Regions from separate parts of the Homo sapiens genome. Here region 1 is linked to region 2. Evidence: chromatin contacts called from ENCODE Hi-C or POLR2A ChIA-PET data. All regions are on one chromosome and are shown on one strand. The core of a region is the stretch at or near the end of the contact, and the rest is flanking DNA. Distances in the headings are between cores, read along the strand shown. Region 1 has its middle 18 kb from the start of SYNJ2. Region 2 has its middle 67 kb from the start of SNX9.

Region 1 (5,965 bases), core at 2,297-4,796, 210 kb before region 2:
AAGAACAGCAAGGTGTGCTTGTCCTTAATAGAAACATTGTTCAAATCAGTTCCACATTGGAGGGGAACCTACTAGGGACAGGATGAGTTTTCAGGCTGGGGTCTGGCTGTTCCATTGTTGTCAACTGAGGAAGCTCACCAGGACCTCTGACAATGCAGGTCTGTCCCTGAACCCCCAGGCCCAGCATGGGAGCTGGGCCAACAGACGGGCAGGGAAGAAGGGAGGGCACCGCTGCCGAGCGCCTCCTCCCCAGCGTTCCCTCGCAGAAGGAGGAACAGGACTCCCAATGTGCCCTCGATTCGGGGGCTGGCAGGCCTCCTTCCTGTCTGTCCTTAACCTTCTCCAGAAATACCCCTTTTCTGATTGGCCTGCAAGATTCACATGGGGAGAAAATGCCATGACTATTTTATAAAAAGGCCTGCACACTGCACATTGTCACTTCAGAGACCGAAGTAAAAAGTTACAGGGCGGAAAGGTTTGATGGAACATCCAGAAGACCTTTCTGGCAATTCTAGGTGTGCCATGGAGAAAGGGAGTGCCTTGGGTGGGAGCAAGCTCGCCTGCCCTGGAGGGAGGAGACAGGCTGAGCCGTGACTGTGGCTGGAGCGGCTGAGAAAGGAGTCCTTTTACGATGTTTATGTATGTTTAAAAATGTTCAAAATAGAAATTAAAAAAAATTATTCCTACATTTTGCTTCATCATATAGTTTTGAAAAGTAAAGCAAAATTGCAAATTACTATATGGTAATTTCCTTTTAAGAAAAATCAATTTAGTTAAGTCTAAATATATAGCCTATAACATATTATAGCGCTTCATACTATCAGGAACAAAGTGTACTTTGGAATTAGGTGTACTTTAGAATGCTTTGGCTGGAAGTAACAGAAAACTCAACTATTGAAGTCTTAAATAGGCGGGTGTGGTAGCTCACGCCTGTAATCCCAGCACTTTGGGAGGCCGAGGTGGGCGGATCACCTGATGTCAGGAGCTCGAGACCAGCCTGGCCAACACGGTGAAACCCCATCTCTACTAAAAATACAAAAATTAGCTGGGTGTGGTGGCAGGCACCTGTAATCCCAGCTACTCAGGAGCCTGAGGCAGGAGAATCGCTTGAACCCTGGAAGGCAGAGGTTGCAGTGAGCCAAGATCCTGCCACTGTATTCTAGCCTGGGCAACAAGATGAGACTCTGTCTCAAAAAAAAGAAACAAACAAAAAACAAACAAAAAAAACCCACCTGCCTCCGCTCACCAAAAAAGTCTTAAATAAACAAGAAGTCTCCAGGTAGGCCACCCAGAGCTGGGGTAGCACCTCCTCAGTGTCATCAAAGACCCAAGCAAGCTGGTTCTTTCTCTTCATGATACCTAGCATGTTGGCTTGTTGCCTCACGATCACAAAATAGTTGCTCCAGCTCCAGACATTACAGCAATATTCAAGGTAGAAAGAAGAGAGGAATTCACACCAACTGTATCTGTCCCTTTTATAAGAAAAAGGCAAAAGCTTCTCTCTCTGCAAGTCCACAACAAATGTCTACTTAAGACTCTTCGGCCAGAATGGTGTCATGTGGCCTCCATTAGACACAAAGGAAACTTTTGCAGCCTTTTCAGTTGAGATGGACAAGAGAGAAAGCAGTTAGGAATGAATGAGTTTGGGTCAGATGGCCAACAATGTCCTCCATGTCTAGTGCAGCCAATATCTGATAATCAGTCTTGTTCTTTTAGTGTAAGGCTTAGCACTGCCTTAGAAACTTCGTTATAAATTCTTTCTCCAAATTTATGATAATACTATGATTCCTATTAAAATGTATTCCTATGAAAATATACCTCCTATTTTCATTTTTTTCCACGTATTTCCTCTCCAGGGCAATCATGGTAAAGTAAATAGGACAGGAGTTATTTCTGATTTGTGTAGAATGCTGAAGTCCTGATAGGATTGCTGTGAGGCACTGAGTCTCCAAACTGCTCGCCTAGTGGATTGTTGTTGTTTTATTTTATTTTTTATTTTTTGAGATGGAATCTCACTCTGTCACCCAGGCTGGAGTGCAATGGCGCAATCTTGGCTGACTGCAACCTCTGCCTTCCGGGTTCAAGCCATTCTCCTGCCTCAGCCTCCCAAGTAGTTGAGACTACAGGTGTGCGCCACCATACCAGGCTAATTTTTGTATTCTTAGTAGAGATGGGGTTTCGCCATGTTGGCCAGGCTGGTCTTGAACTCCTGACCTCAAGTGATCCTCCCGCCTTGGCCTCCCAAAGTACTGAGATTACAGGCATGAGCCACTGCGCCCGGCCTCATTTTATTTTTGAGACAGGGTCTCATTCTGTCGCCCAGGCTGGAGCACAGTGGTGTGAACAGGGCTCACCGCAGCCTCAACCTCCTGTTCTCAAACAATCCTCCCACCTCAGCCTCCCAGGTAGCTGGGACCACAAGTGCCTAACTTTTTATCTTTTGTAGAGATGAGGTCTCACTTTTTTGCCCAGGCTGGTCTCCAACTCCTGGACTCAAGTGATCCTCCTACCTCAGGCTCTGAAAGTGCTGGGATTACAGGTGTGAGCCACTGCACCCAGCCTCACCCATTGTTTTTTCTGTTGGCCACACTGCCTCTCTGGTTTCATATTTTATCTCTTTGAGACAACTTGTTTGTCTACTGCATTGCTGTCTAATTCAGCAGAGTTAAGAGGGTGTCCTCATTTGCTGACTAATGCACAGATCGCTGTTCCTCTCACCATAGCTCTAGAAACAGCAACTTAACCACTGTACCCGTGGATAGATTTCTACAGCAAATGTGGAAAAAAAGGGAGAGTGAAATAAAAAGCCAATAGCAATGAAAAAATATTACAGCACTTTTGCAGATCAAGCTATGTGACTATTTTAACCACAAAACCGAACACGAATCCTTGTAAGACATAATAAAAATGAGAGCAAAAAAAAGGATCTGCCGCGGTTTCGTGTGCACGATAAAGAGGAAAATAGAGCTCTGTCCGAGGTCAGCCACCTCCCTTCCGTCTTTGGAGTCCTCACTTCTGTAGCACCTTAAAAAGGTATTCTGCTCAATCTTCAACCAGAGCATGGCTTTTGTCCTATAAAAGTGCCCCCACGGTGTGTGTTTTTAAGTAAATTGATATATTCGGACTCAGTGGGCCGAGCACGATGGCTCACGCCTGTAATCTCAGCACTTTGGGAGGCTGAGGTGAGTGGATCATCTGAGGTCAGGAATTTGAGACCCAGCCTGGCCAACATGATGAAACCCCACCTCTATTAAAAATACAAAAATTAGCCAGGCATGGTGGCAGTTGCCTGTAGTCCCAGCTACTCGGGAGGCTGAGGCAGGAGAATGGCTTGAGCCTGGGAGGCAGAGGTTGCAGTGAGCCAAGATGGCGCCATTGCACTCCAGCCTGGGCTACAGAGTGAGACTCTGTCTCAAAAAAAAAAAAAAAAAAAAAAAAAGAAAAAAAAAAAGAAAAAGAAAAGAAAAAAAAGACCTGGTGGCATGTGAGCAGGAAGACTCCAGGCCTGGCCCCATTTCAGGAGCTGCAGCTGTTTTTAAGGCCAACTTGCTTCCTGCCTGAGCGATACCCAGTGGCCCACTGCTGGCCTGCGTGGATTTATTTAGACAGTAATGTTGACCAGACAGCCAGAATTTTCCCACTCTCTTTACTTCCGGAAGGGTTTGCTCATAATTAGTTAAATCAGCTTTCTCTGCCTCTCAGTGCCAAGATGTTTATAGAAATCTCACTACTTCTGCTGTTGGCTATACTTTTCATCCTCTTTGCCACCACAACGTTCCCCATTGTTTCTAAAACCCTTCATCCAAAAACCTAAAGTTCCTCACTGAGCCAAACAGGGCAATTGGCTTTGAAAGGGAACACACCTGTTCAGCACAGACTTTCTCTCCTTTCTCCTTGAGGCTCATCTACTTGCCATCTCTCCCCTTCTTGAGCGCCAGAGGGTGAGCAAAGATCTTGGATTGGCTGTCGCTTGCCGGAGCTGTTCTGCGCCAGAAAGATCCTCCGGGCGCCCTTCACAGTGGTGGCTTGGGTTCAATACTGTCTTGCTCAGACAGCTGACCTGCTAATCAGCCCGCACCTTTGAGGACTAAGAGGAAACTGACCTCCCCTGACCTGTGAAAGTATCCATCCCTGCTTCTCCATGACACACTCCTTCAGCGCGTGTGTAGTCAGAAAAAGGAGAGGAGGAGAAGCAGTTCCAAGAAAAATAACAGGATGTGGTTGATGAAATATGAAATATGAAATGAAAGTCTGGTATGGTATGGAAACTGACTTTGTCTTTTTTTCTTTTAGACAGAGTCTCACTCTGTCACCCTGGCTGGAGTGCAGTGATGCGATCTCGGCACACTCCAACCTCCTCCTCCCAGGTTCAAGTGATTCTCCTGCCTCAGCCTGCCGTGTAGCTGGGATTACAGGCACACACCACGATGCCCGTTTGGTTTTTTTTTAAATTTTTTTATTTTTAATAGAGACGGGGCTTCACCATGTTGGCCAGACTGGTCTCAAACTCCTGGCCTCAAGTGATCCACCCACCTCGGCCTCCCAGAGTGCTGGGATTACAGGCATGAGCCACCGCACCGGGCCTGACTTTGTCTTTAAGGCAGTGGCTCCTAACCTTTATTGAGTCACCCAGATCTTTAAGAATCTGATGACAGGTACAAATCCTTTCCCCAGAAAAAATGTAAAATATGCACTTGAACAATTTGCCTAAAGTCTCACATGGTTCATTGGTACACCTTCCCCCAACCCCCCAGAATTATCTGGACCACAGGTGACAAATTCCTATTTTAAGGCCAGGTGTGATGGATCACACCTGTAATCCCAGCACTTTGGGAGGCTGAGGAGGGTGGATTGCTTAAGCCCAGCGATTTGAGACCTGCCTGAGTAACAATGGCGAAACCCCGTCTACAAAAAATACAAACATTAGCTGGGTGCGGTGCGGTGCGCCTGTAATCCCAGCTACTCAGGGTCTGAGGCGGGAGGGTCCTTGAGCCTGGGAGGTCAAGGCTTCAATGAGCCAAGATTACACCACTGCACTCCAGACTGGGTGACAAAGTGAGACCCCCATCTAAAAAAAAGAAAAAAGAAAAGAAAGAAAGAAAAGATTCCTATTTTAGAAGCTTGTACTTGTAATAGTACCCCTTAAAGGTGGTTGGAATATAAATCTTAACTACAAATAAATTCCCAATGACATTAGGAAATGCAGAGTTAATATCATGCAAAAGAAGAGGATTAGGAGCTGGGAGCTCCTCAAAGAAAAATTTTAATTCACCAGCGGTCAATTCCTCTCCTGTTGTGGCTATATACCTCCCATTTATGCTAATGACTTTGCTACCCTCTGTGTAGATGTGTGGCAAGGGAAGAATAATCTCTTCTCAGTTGCAACCAATTGATCCATCTGGAAGTGATTTAAACATCAACAAAATAATTCAATCTCACAAAAATCATTTGTTTTGTTTGCATTTGCAAATTCATGTTTTGCTTTGCTTCCTCTTCCTCTGCATTTTAGAGTGGATGAATAGTTTTCTATATGGCACATCTTCAAACACTCCTGCTTCATTACACCAATACATTTTTAGACATGTGTTTAGAGGCAGAGTGAGCACACACTCTGGCTCAAAAAAGAAAGAGAGACAAGACCAGTCAGGACAGGCAGGAATAGTTCCTGCTGCATAACACGCAACTCCAAGTCTCAATGGCCCAACATAGTAGGAGTTGATTTCTTGCTTGAGCACATTCTGCTACAGGTCTGAGCGGCCATCCAGGCCGTCTCTCCTCTGTGTGCTGGCTCTGCCTTCTAAGCTGCTGCAACTCTTCGGCCCCTTTATGCCAACGCTTAGTCCCATCATCACCATGGGAAGTGGGAGGACAGCTAGAGGGATGAACATCGCAATGACATGCTTCCACCTGGAACCATACACATCTCCCCAGCTATGTTTTTCTGGCCAAAGTGAATCACATAGTG
Region 2 (5,482 bases), core at 1,127-3,626:
ACGTCCAGGTTGCCAAATTCAATAGGTAAATTTCACTCCTTATTCTACTTGGCCTCCCAGAGACTCCTGTCTTTTGAAACTCTCAACACCATCATTGTTCCTTGCTATGATTTTAAACCTTCTCTGAGGGCACAGGTTCCTCTGCTGGCCCTTCAGCTGTTGGTGTTTTTCAGGACCTGAGGTCTTCTTCCACTGTCCTCACTGGGAACGTGAATGCCGCTGCTTCCCAGATCCCTGCCTTCAGTTCAGGTCTCCCTGTTGAACTCAGGTCTCATCTGTGCAACTTCCTGCTGCACAGCTTCCTGTGACCATCTCTCAGGCGTCTCCTACTCAACAGGTTCCATCATCCCTACCTGTCTTGCTCACGCAGGCATCCATGCTAGCGTTCACCCCATAAATACTTCTCAGACACCCATTACCTGCTAGTCACTACACGTGCTGACCATACAGCTGTGACTCAGCCACAGTCCCACCCTCATGGGGCTTATCCAGGGGACATGGTGTCACCATGTGCCCAGTGACCCCAGCCAGAGCCTTCAGTCATCCTTACCCCTGACCTCTCCCACTTACCATTGTTTAGTTGGTAGATTTGATCTGTTCTTCTTCCTGCCCAACTCCGGAAGCCTCCCCTTCCTCTGCCCCCACCAAGAGTGTCTTTTCCCCAGGCCCTTGTCATTTTGCTCTGGGATCATCGGGAAGCTCCTCACTGCTCTCCTATCCCCAGACTTGCCGCTCTCGAATCCATTCTCCATGCTGCTAGAGTAATGATATTTCTGAAATCACATTTATGATATTGCCATTTCCCTGTATAATATTCTCCCAAAGACCCTCATAGCATTCCATGTAACATCTAGCCTCCTTGGCATGGTAGAAAAGGCCTTTTAGGTGACCTGGCCTCATCTGCTTCTTTTTTCTTTCTTTTCTTTTTCCTTCCTTCCTCTCTTTTTTCTTTCTTTCTTTCTCTCTTTCTCTTTCCTTCTTTCCTTCCTTCCTTTCTTCTTTCTTTTCTTTTCTTTTTTGATAGGGTCTTGCTCTGAAGACCTTGGAGGCTGGAGTGCAGCAGTGAGATCACACCTCACTGTAACTTTGAACTCCTGGGCTCAAGTGATCCTCCTGCCTCAGCCTCCTGAGTAAGTGGGACTACAGGCATGCACCACCATGGCCGGCTAATTTTTAATTTCTTTTTGTGGAGACGAGGTCCTGCTATGTTGCCCAAGCTCCTCAAACTCCTGGCCTCCCCATCTGCTTCTTAGTCTTCTTGTTACCATTCCTCCTGAGACCTACGCTCCAGCTGTGGGGACATTTCTCAGGCCTACCCCCTATGCTGGTGCCAACCCCTTCACCCAGAATCCCTCCACCCGACGCCAGCCCTAGCCCCTATTCCTTTCTTTGATTGCCTGCTCCTAGTCATCCTTCAAAGCTTGGTTCAGCTGCAAGCTTCCCAGTATGGCTGTGCAAGGGGCATTGCAAAGAGGTGGAGGGTGCCCTGTGCACATCTGAGGTCACTGTAGATTATGACAATTTTCTGGTACATAGTGATAAAATGAATGGTGCCACTGAGGTCATCAGCAGGGCAACTTCTGTCACTTCCTCCTGGAAATGTTCACTGGCCCTCCCAGTTTGCGTTGGGTGACTCTTCTCTGTCATGGCCATGTCATACCAAACTGTGACTGTTTATTAGTATCCATGCTCTTTTGGAGGATGAGCTCTTGGAGGACAGGACCGTGTCCTTCCCTTCTGTATACCTGGCACAAGAACTGATGGGCAGTCCGTGAAGGTTTGTTGAGTGAATGAGCGTGTCCCCGGTAACAGAGTGCCGTGGATAAGGCCCCAGGATCCTGAGTTAGAATCCTGGTGCTGCCTCTCCCATGCAGGGTGACTTAGACACAGCACTCCACAAGTAGCCACCCCATACCTCATACAAAGAGTATGGGGCTCAAGTGAGAAAGTGGCTGCCAAGCACTGAGGGAATGCATGGTGATTCTTACGACTGAATATTTTCCAGTGCTGAAGCTGCTTCTGTGTTGTGCTTCCTAGTCCACTTTTCTGGACTCCCTCTCTCGGTTTGTTTATTATTATTTTAATCCTCCTGAGTTTTACTAGAGAGGCAGCACCATCTTGGTAAATATCTTAACTGCCAGCTCCTGGTGGGGGGAGGGGGTGGAAGTTGAAGTGGAATTCAGTGCAGTGATGTGTGAGATAATGGAACACACACACATTACAGCTAAAGTCCAAGGGAAAGGCTGTCAGAATTAGCTGGATTCTCCCGGCGTCCTCTCTGCACCGGGGCTTGCGATCTGGCCCTCGGCCGCAGGTTGGCACAGCCTGCTTTGTTGCTGAGATGCCCAGTTTCCTCTCGCTCCTGCCCTCTGCTGGCCGGAATCAGATTCTTTCCCGCATATTTGACTCTGTTGCCTCTGGGGATCCGCCTGGGGATCCGCCTGCGTCTCGGGGGCCTGGTTTTCTTTGCTTATTCACTTGCTTGCTGGAGTGTCTATTCCCTGCTTGCTGCATTAGAAGCTATGGGGTACACAAGTGATGCTGGTCCTCAAAGTCCACCTTCAAGGAGCAAGAAATTTGGATAATCTTGGAGAAGCAGAAGCCAGGACCTCAATCCAGAACTCTGTGCCTGGAGCAATGAAGGAGTTATTGTCCCCAGACATGGCACACCAGATTGCAAATTTATAAAGACAGGGAATCATACTTATGTAGAGCTTCGCAATTTACAGAGCACCAAGACATACATTTTCCAATTTAACTCTTTTTTTTTTTTTAGACAGAGTCTCACTCTGTTGCCCAGCTAGAGTGCAGAGTGCAGAGGAACAATCACAGCTCACTGCAACCTCCACCTCCTGGGTTCAAGCAATCCTCCTGCCTCAGCCCCCCAAGTACTTGGGTCTACAGGCACTTGCCACCACGCCCAGCCAATTTTTGTATTTTTTGTAGAGACAGGGTTTCACCATGTTGCCCAGGCTGGTCTTGAACTCCTGACCTCAAGTGATCTGCTTACCTCAGCCTCCCAAAGTGTAGGGATTACAGGCATGAGCCACCATGCCTAGCTAATTTAACCCTTTCAAGCAAACCACTGAGGATGGTATTAATGAAATAAAATAGAAATTGTGTTGGGAGACTGACATTTACTGTCATCAGATGTGATTACTGGCAAACATCTTGTTAGTCAGCTGATGTTATGTCTCACCTCAAAGGACACACTTGATGGGTGGGTGGGGGAAAGCCAGTAAGCCAGGAGTTTCAAAGGAACACTGTGTGGTCTGACCCACACTGTCTTTCCGTAGCATCTGAACTTTCTGTCCCTGCCTCTCCAGCAATGTCTGAGAAGATCAAAGTCTGAGGAGACAGATGTGACTCCTGGAGAGGCATCCAATGGGTAGTTCTCCACTTCTGCCTTGCAACCGTGATCCCAGAAATTCTGAAAGGGCACTTTTAGGATTAAAAGCATTTAGCTTCGTTTCTTCCTTTGTAGGAATGGAAAATCAAAATCACTCTGAAGTCGTGGTTTCTTTTAAGATGCAAAACAACTCCTTTCAAGCCATTGCTTTTAAATCTCTCACATTCAAGCTTAAATCAGTGAGTGACATTGTCACCGTATAATCCGACTGAGTTAAATCGAATAGTGGGAAAGTGGCCTTTTCTTTCTTTAATCTTTGACAAAATAAGGCAAATTCTAAAATTATGCCCAACAGTCTATCAGTAGTCTTTGTTGTTCCACATGTTCAAAGAGAAATGTCTATAAACTCTCAGCTGGTGTTTTTCTAACCCGGAGGCATTCTCTTCCCTACCAGGAAGGGAGGAGTGACTAACATATGATGCTGAGAGAGGCCACTAGGAAAGAGATGGCTGAGAGGGAGAATTTCTCCCGGTGTCAGAGGCATGCGAACCAGAGCAACTCCATCTTGAATACAGAGCTGGGTAAAATGAGGCGGAGACCTACTGGGCTGCATTCCCAGACTGTTAAGGCATTCTAAGTCACAAGATGAGATAAGAGGTCAGCACAAGATGCAGGTCATAAAGACCTTGCTGATAAAGCAGGTTGCAGTAAAGAAGCCGGCCCTATCTCACCAAGACCAAGATGGCCACGAGAGTGACCTCTGGTCGTCCTCACTGCTACACTCCCACCTGCACCATGACAGTTTACAAGTGCCATGGCAATGTCAGGAAGTTACCCTGCATGGTCTAAAAAGGGGAGACATGAGATTCACCCCTTGTTTAGCATATCATCAAGAAACAACCATAAAAATGGGCAACCAGCAGCCCTCGGGGCTGCTCTGTCTATGGAGTAGCCATTCTTTATTCCTTTACTTTCTTAATACACTTGCTTTCACTTTATTCTATGGACTCACCCTGAATTCTTTCTTGCACAAGATCCAAGAACCCTCTCTTGGGATCTGGATCAGGACCCCTTTCCTGTAACACCTGCACTGCTATTCCGACCATAGTCTTGGATGCTTTGAGGTTGTGATAGCTGCACAGGTGAGAGGGAGAGCCCTCACTCAGAAATTTTGCTCTCGAAACTCAGAGGCACAGAGCAGACTTAGGACGTGCTGATGTCCACGCTCACAACATGCATGTTGCTCAGTTCATACAATGTGTGACGCACGTCAGACAGACCCACCTTCAACAAAGCACTTTTATGTCTCAAAACAGGAAGCATCCAAAAAATGCAGCCACCCAACTGCTTCCTTCCAGTAGAATCCTCCTCTTGTCCAGGTTTCTATCCTATCTGTGCTTCCCATTTTCTGTCCTAGAAGTGAAACTGCCTTTGCAAAATTATGACTGAGACAGTGAGAGAGATCTAACTTAACCGACTGCATCTTGCTTCTCACCTCCAAGCTGTCTGTGTTCATTCCTGGGCGTAAGCTGAACTAACTTTGGGAGAAACTTAGTTTATAGTTTAAACAAAGACACTAATAGCTCTTTGCCAAAGCAGACCTCCTTCTTGCTTGGAGACTAGATTGCCTTTGTAGGACTAACATTAGCCACAAGATTAGAAATTATGATTTAGGAGTCGTGCAGCTGGAGGCTACAAGATTCTGACCCTCCCTAAACTGCTCCTAGAAATCAGTGCTTGAGATATATTTGCAGACCCTGCACTTGATGGATCAGCTGGCACCACCCCATCAATAAACTGGCTCACCTGATCTTGTGGCTCCCACCTAGGAACTGATTCAGCACAAGACAGCTTTGACTCCCCATGATTTCATCTCTGACCAACCAGTACTCCTGGCTTACTGGCTTTCCCCCACCCACCAAATTATCTTTAAAAACTCTGCTCCCCAATGATCAGGGAGACTGATTTGAGTAATAATAAAACTCCAGTCTCCCATACAGCCGGCTCTGCGTATATTACTCTTTCTCTATTGCAATTCCCGTGTCTTGATGAATTGGCTCTGTCTAGGCAGCGGGGCAAGGTGAACCCCTTGGGCGGTTACAGAAGCAGAATCTTGATGACCCCAGGCAATTA

Evidence for each region. Hi-C counts contacts between places; a loop is a spot of excess contacts on that map. ChIA-PET counts read pairs that join two places held with the same protein, here RNA polymerase II (POLR2A). Pooled maps may share reads with other maps.
Region 1: a loop to region 2 is called in a pooled map, with 3 times the contacts of the local background. The contact joins two enhancer-like sites. A Hi-C loop is called at or near these places in 4 of 168 maps with a recorded cell type or tissue (Caco-2, HepG2, chondrocyte and 1 more), 1 of 37 single-sample maps with no recorded cell type and 8 of 50 pooled maps. POLR2A ChIA-PET finds 5 or more read pairs at or near these places in 2 of 52 experiments (H1 and HepG2).

The regions. Positions count from the first base shown.
Region 1 is chr6:157,961,017-157,966,981 of GRCh38, reverse strand. No RefSeq gene overlaps it. Among named protein-coding and RNA genes, the nearest start is that of SYNJ2, 18 kb to the left of the region's middle. RefSeq lists a cis regulatory region at 2,532-2,874. Within about 2 kb of position 3,546, at least 4 of the 41 ENCODE cell types and tissues checked have a DNase peak (open chromatin) inside an H3K27ac peak, as active enhancers do.
Region 2 is chr6:157,753,710-157,759,191 of GRCh38, reverse strand. No RefSeq gene overlaps it. Among named protein-coding and RNA genes, the nearest start is that of SNX9, 67 kb to the left of the region's middle. RefSeq lists a silencer at 3,581-3,875. Within about 2 kb of position 2,376, at least 10 of the 41 ENCODE cell types and tissues checked have a DNase peak (open chromatin) inside an H3K27ac peak, as active enhancers do.